Linked DNA regions of Mus musculus: region 2 is linked to region 1. Evidence: chromatin loops called from intact Hi-C (ENCODE). Cell type or tissue: heart. All regions are shown on one strand. Each heading gives the region's core, and the rest is flanking DNA. Links, peaks and the distances in the headings are about the cores only. Region 1 holds the start of Edar (ectodysplasin-A receptor). Region 2 overlaps Edar (ectodysplasin-A receptor).

Region 1 (2,811 bases), core at 256-2,755:
TTCTGTTTAGTTTTTCCTCCCAAAGAATGCAACCTAGGACAGCCTCCAACAACAGCATCATAAGTGGACAGAGGAATGAATGCTGAGAGGAGACCCCCCTCATCCTGCTGTCATCTCCAGGGAGGGTGCTTATGTGGGGGCGGTCTCTTGGGACACTTCCTAACGTTAAGTCCTCGTAAGCCACTCTCTCAAAACATATCTTTAAAGGTTTTAAGCGATCATGACCTAGAATGTCTGTTGTACATCGGGACTTCTCTGTCCTTTTATGCCCTCTTGACTCTTTGATACTTTGAACAAACCTCAGTTTCACTCTGCATTTGAAGGTGTACCCAGGTGCCACTTCAAAACAGCAAGGTAGGGGCCCCAGAAGAAGTAAAGAAGAAGTTGGCCCTGCCACACTCCACCACCTCTCTCTCTCTCTCAACTATGATTTCAGTCTTGAAAAGGGGGACTGTTTCCCACTGACTGTCTAGCAACCTGACTGACCAGGTCTTTGGCCCTTGTCACCTCTCTTGCTTTAGCTGTCCCCTGGTGATGTGGATACTCCAGCAGTGACCTCACCTGCTGCCCCATCTGCCCTGAGATCACACATTTTGCCTTGCAGGAGTTTCTTACCGCAAAGGCTGAAAAATCCAACTCTACTCTCTGCATGAGGCCCTTCTACCCCAGATGCCTCGGAACACTAAAGGAACCTTTGGCTAGAAATGAAAACCTCAAGTGTCACAAAGACCTATCTAACACACTCTCTTCCTCTTCTCCGACAACATAGGACTATGGCATTGGGTCTCAGACTTGATTGGAAGCCTGCCTGAATGGCCTCTTAAGACAATGAGCTACTCTGGGTAGAGGCAGGTGACGAATGCCACTAAAGTCCCAGGTGCCTCTTGCCTTCTTCTGTGAGCGAGTTGGAGAAACTCCGGTCCTCTCCCCAGATGGCAACACGTGTTTTAGTAGCACAAGTACTGTCTGTGACGCACAGTTTGGCACTCTAACCAAAGCGCACTCAACAGCGGAATGAGTTTTCTGATATTTTCTTCAAAACAAAGAAACAACCTCAAGCCTGTGAACTTGTAGCACAGACAGACACACAAGTAATCAGTAACGCTTGTCCAAACGCAACCCAAAAATGACATGCATTTCAAAAATGTACCCGAGATCCTTCCTAGCCAAGGACACCTCGGTTTCGTCCACAGTTGAAGAATACGGAAAACCAGAAGTGAAAGAACCAAGGTTTACCTGGTACCCGAATGAGGTTAGCTTTTCCCAGCAGAAGATGGGTCTACGGAGAAGGCGAGCAGGTAAGGGATGGGGGGCAGGCTTCACAGGCGTCCGTCGGTGTCCTCTCAAAAGCAGAGCTCCACAATCCTGGGGCCAGCCGGGTGACAGCGGCCAGGCACACCTCTGCTGCCAGCGCAACTAACTTTCTATTTTGAAGGGCTCCCGGGAACTCGCTCTTGACTGTTCCCGGTCTGGACTGCGAGTTTACAAACAGTCGAGCGGAGAGGAGGCCCCTCGCTTCAAACCCACCCGCGCCACCTAGAGGCCGCGCCAGGCATCGGCAGTGCAGGAGCCTGGGCACAGCCTCAGGCTCTGCCGCTGAGTGCACCTGGCTCCACAGGACTTCCTGCCCCTTAAGGGACAAGCTGGAATGTGTAAAAAGCATTGAGGTTTTTCCTTTTGGAGTGCGTGGGGGTCTTGCTTCTATCAAAGCAAGTTGGGCCTTTGGGCACAAGAATAATGAAAGATGAAATTTGCATTAAGTTATCATTAATCAGAACTTAAGCACAGCCCCCTTCCCCACAAGATGGTTATAGGTATGATGAATACTGCTGTATCCATTCACGCTCCTTCATGCAGCCTGGAATACACTTGTACATATTTCCAATCTCTCTCCTGCTCACCACAGATTTGAGTCACCATTTTCTCCTCAACATCTTCTCTCCATGTCATTCCAGGTAACTCAATATAGGCTCCAGACAAGTTCAGATAAACATATCTAACTCTTGTAACTACAGTATGTGCCTCATATAAATACAGACTCTACCACTCCAGAGACGTGCACATACCTCACAGAACTCTTGATAGCCCTATGTATCCTTTACATTTCCAGATAACTATATATGCTCCGATAACCTCATATACCCCATGTGATTTGATAGCAAGGAAACGTTAAATGCAAACCTTTTGGTATTGATCAATTCTCTTTCAAAAAATAAGTTATCTGGAAAACACCCAGCCTTAAAAGAATGTAACAGCCTCATTCCTTTCTCCCTCAACCTCATGGTCCCCCGCCACAGTAAGGAGTGGAAACAACAGGTTGTTGTTGTTGTTCTCTTCCTCCTCCTTCTCTTCCTCCTCCTTCTTCTGCTTCTCCTCCTCCTCTTCCTCCTTATTTTCTTTCTTCTTCCTCCTCCTTCCTTCTCTTTCTCCTTCTTCCTTCTTTCTCCTCATCTTCCTTCTCTTCTTCCTCCTCCTCTTCCTTACCTCTTTTCTTCATCTCCCGCCTCCTCCTCCACCTCTTTGTTTTTTTGGAAACAGGGTTTCTCTGTGTAACAGCCTTAGTGATCCTGGAACTTGGTTTGTAGACCAGGCTGGTCTCTAACTCGCATAGACCTACCTGCCTCTGCTTCCCAGGAGCTGGGACTAAAGGCAATTGCTGGCAAGCCAGCCTAGGAGTGGAGCCTTCTATATACTCTGCTCCCGTCCTGTTCCCTCTGCCTTAGATACACTGGAGAAAGCAGGACTCTCAGTAGAGAGACAGATGGCAGAGTACAGGCTTAGGCCGAGGATCCTGAACTTAATGATTATTGC
Region 2 (2,811 bases), core at 204-2,703, 48 kb before region 1:
CCACACCGGCACAGGGAGGGCAAACACCAGTGAGTCTTCTGCACCTATTCTTCACCTTGCGCCCCCATCTAGCTGCTGGGCATCCCTGAGACTCTTGCCACCCCAGGGCCTCTGTCCCAGATCCTCTGCTCTCCATACTGAGGTCCTTGCTCCCTAGGTCCCAGGCTATTCACTCCTCAGCCATTTCCCTTGACGCTGTCAAAAGGATCCTGCTGCCACTGAGCCCTGTTGCATCCTTCCCTGACTTGGCCTTCTGCGTGGGGACCTGCATCAGTTAGTTTGGTGCTGGTTGCTAGAATGCTTCCATCTGGCTCCACCAGCCTCTAGCATCTCCACACATCCTGGTGTGAACTCCTCACGGAGGCCATGGGAACCAGAGGACCAGGCCCTGAAGATGCTTGCTGCTTCCCAGGAAAAGAAATAATCCAGCTATCACATGGCTCATAAACGGTGTTTACACAGAAGGTTCTTTCCCTCCAAAGGACGCACAATGGGATGGGTGTGCCTTACGCGGGTGACTGCCAGGTGCTCTGCATTTTGTTGTGTATCATAAGTTTGAACCAAGAAAAAAACCAATCTAAAGCCAATGAATACATGAATTCATCAAAATCAGCGGCAAGCCTAGGGTCTCTCAGTGGTGCTTATACAGGTATATGGGGACCCATATTAGAGACCATTCTGGTTCTAATGCTGCTGCTGTTTTTTGGGGAGTCCCACAACCCAATACCTGCAACAATTATGCAAAAAGAAACACATTTTTTTTTCTCATCTTTTCAAAGGAAGTAGTCTACCGCCCTCTCCATTTAGACGGCTCTGCTCTTGAGCATACGGAAGGATAAGGTGACAAGATGAGGTTCTACTGTTTCACAGATTCGCTAGGCAAATACATTTGAATCATGTCAGTGACCTGAACATGATTGCCTGGCAAATATTTGGATACCTGAGTCTGTAGCTCAGGAGGTGGCCTGAGCTGAAGATAGAACTCTGGGAAACTGGGGTGGGTGTCACCATTGTCACAGGCAGTGAGGGACGCTGTGAAATACGATACTTCTCTATAATGAAATTGAACTCTCCGTGTGTGTGTGTGTGTGTGTGTGTGTGTGTGTGTGTGTGTGTGTGTGTGATGAATAGTGAATTTACTACACAATTATGTTTACATTGGAGTTGTCTTTCTGTACTTCCTTCCCAAAAGGTAATGTTCACCACTAGAATTAGCTCCTCCCACTCCCCTAGGCTCACCACATCATGGCCATCAGCACCATCCAGTCAACCACCACCATCTCTGCTACCACCTCCACCCAGACCTACACCATCACACCTCTACCACTGCCACCACCACCACCATCTCTACCTTCACCACCTTCACCTCTACCACCACCATCACCACCACCACCACCAGGGCCCACCATCAGCCTTCTATCTCCTCCCCCTCCTCCCACCCTGCTTCTCTCTTCATCTGGGAGTCTGGAGAAACATGCTATGCTGTGGCCACTAGAGGGAGGCAGTAGCAACAGCTGTGTGTATTGATTGGGTGTCCAGACAGGAATTTTCTGATTCTAGGCAGAATTTGCTAATGCAGTCTATCAGGAAAACAGAAAGATTTTTATCTTTTTGTCTCTCAGACCAATTGCATTCTCACTTTGCTTTTTGGGGGGTGGAGTGGTGGGGTGATGGGATGGGAGACCTATATAACACAGCAGAGTGGAAAGCACAGATAACAGAGGATTCAGGTTTTTACCCACACATTTCCCAGAACGCCAAAAATAATACCTTCCTGTAGAATACTGGATTACTTCCCTTCTAAAATGCTTCATTGTAAGTGTTCAGCCGGCTTGTTTTACAAAGGCTATACATCATAGTCAGGCTATTCTATGATGATGCCCCATATCAGGCACAAATGCAGTGCCTGAAGGCTGCCTGCCTGGCCATGGGCAGCGACAAGCCTCCCCATCCTGTTGTTATTCCCCAGAGAAGGTGGCAAAGGTGGGCATGACACTTTGTGAAGGCCTGTTGCGCCTGTGGGGTTCTGCTCACAGGGTCAGTGTTCCTCACCGTTCAGGGGTCAGCCCGGAGGCACACGCCCACACTTACCCAGGGAGACATGGGCCACACTCAGCGTCGTTTTCCATGTCTCCTGGTGTCAGCACAGTGGCCCGGAAGAAGCCCTCACAGTCTTTGTGGCGCCTGCATATCTGATAACCTCCTTTGGAGAACTTCTCTGCAGGGCAGGGCACACAGCCATAGTCGTCGTCTTTAGTGCCGTATCCACAGGACTGGCCAGGGAGACAAGGGATACGAGGACACACAACATGTGACTACAGTGGACTGCACAATGGTGGGTGCACTGTTTCCAGTCTCAGCTGCCCATCCTACAGTAGCTACAAGCTTCCTCCTCTCTACCACCTGATGCTGAGTGACAGCCTCCAGCCTCAGATGAGGTCCTTTAAATATAGGTCCACTGGCTTCTTGGAGTGCCTCACTAGGAGCCCAAGTTTTCTCAGAACTCTGGAAGAATCCCAGATACTGTCACCTCAGACATTTTTCTGGTGCTTCAAAGAGCATGTGTGTTTATCCTTTCCACAGAAGGGGGGGGGCACCTCTCAGAACTGATGGCCTGTTCCTGGAGAACATTTACACCACACTTACAATCAGACTATGAGCACAACAGGTCAGGACAAAACCATTTTTCCAGAATTCAGAACACCTGAGAAATATGCTAGAGAGTGCACATCTGGAGAGTGCACATCTGGGGAGTGCACATCTGGGCAGTGCACATCTGGGGAGTGTACATCTGGGGAGTGCACATCTGGA

The links. Hi-C counts contacts between places; a loop is a spot of excess contacts. Peaks named below come from ENCODE experiments on the same cell type or tissue, not always from the same donor. Only the 100,000 strongest peaks of a DNase experiment are listed, where the experiment ranks them.
Region 2: a loop joins it to region 1, with 5 times the contacts of the local background. A loop is called at or near these places in 14 of 42 quality-filtered maps.

The regions. Positions count from the first base shown.
Region 1 is chr10:58,674,220-58,677,030 of GRCm38, forward strand. Edar (ectodysplasin-A receptor) reads right to left here and starts at 1,477. Exons shown (of 12, transcript NM_010100.3): 1 at 1,237-1,477. In heart, for the core only: a CTCF peak has its summit at 1,555 (motif pointing left); a DNase peak (open chromatin) is centred at 1,462; H3K4me3 peaks cover 566 bases; H3K27me3 peaks cover 867 bases.
Region 2 is chr10:58,626,369-58,629,179 of GRCm38, forward strand. Edar (ectodysplasin-A receptor) reads right to left here. Exons shown (of 12, transcript NM_010100.3): 4 at 2,092-2,273. Among named protein-coding and RNA genes, the nearest start is that of Edar, 48 kb to the right of the region's middle. In heart, for the core only: a CTCF peak has its summit at 1,512 (motif pointing right); no DNase peak of the experiment used is centred there; H3K27ac peaks cover 162 bases.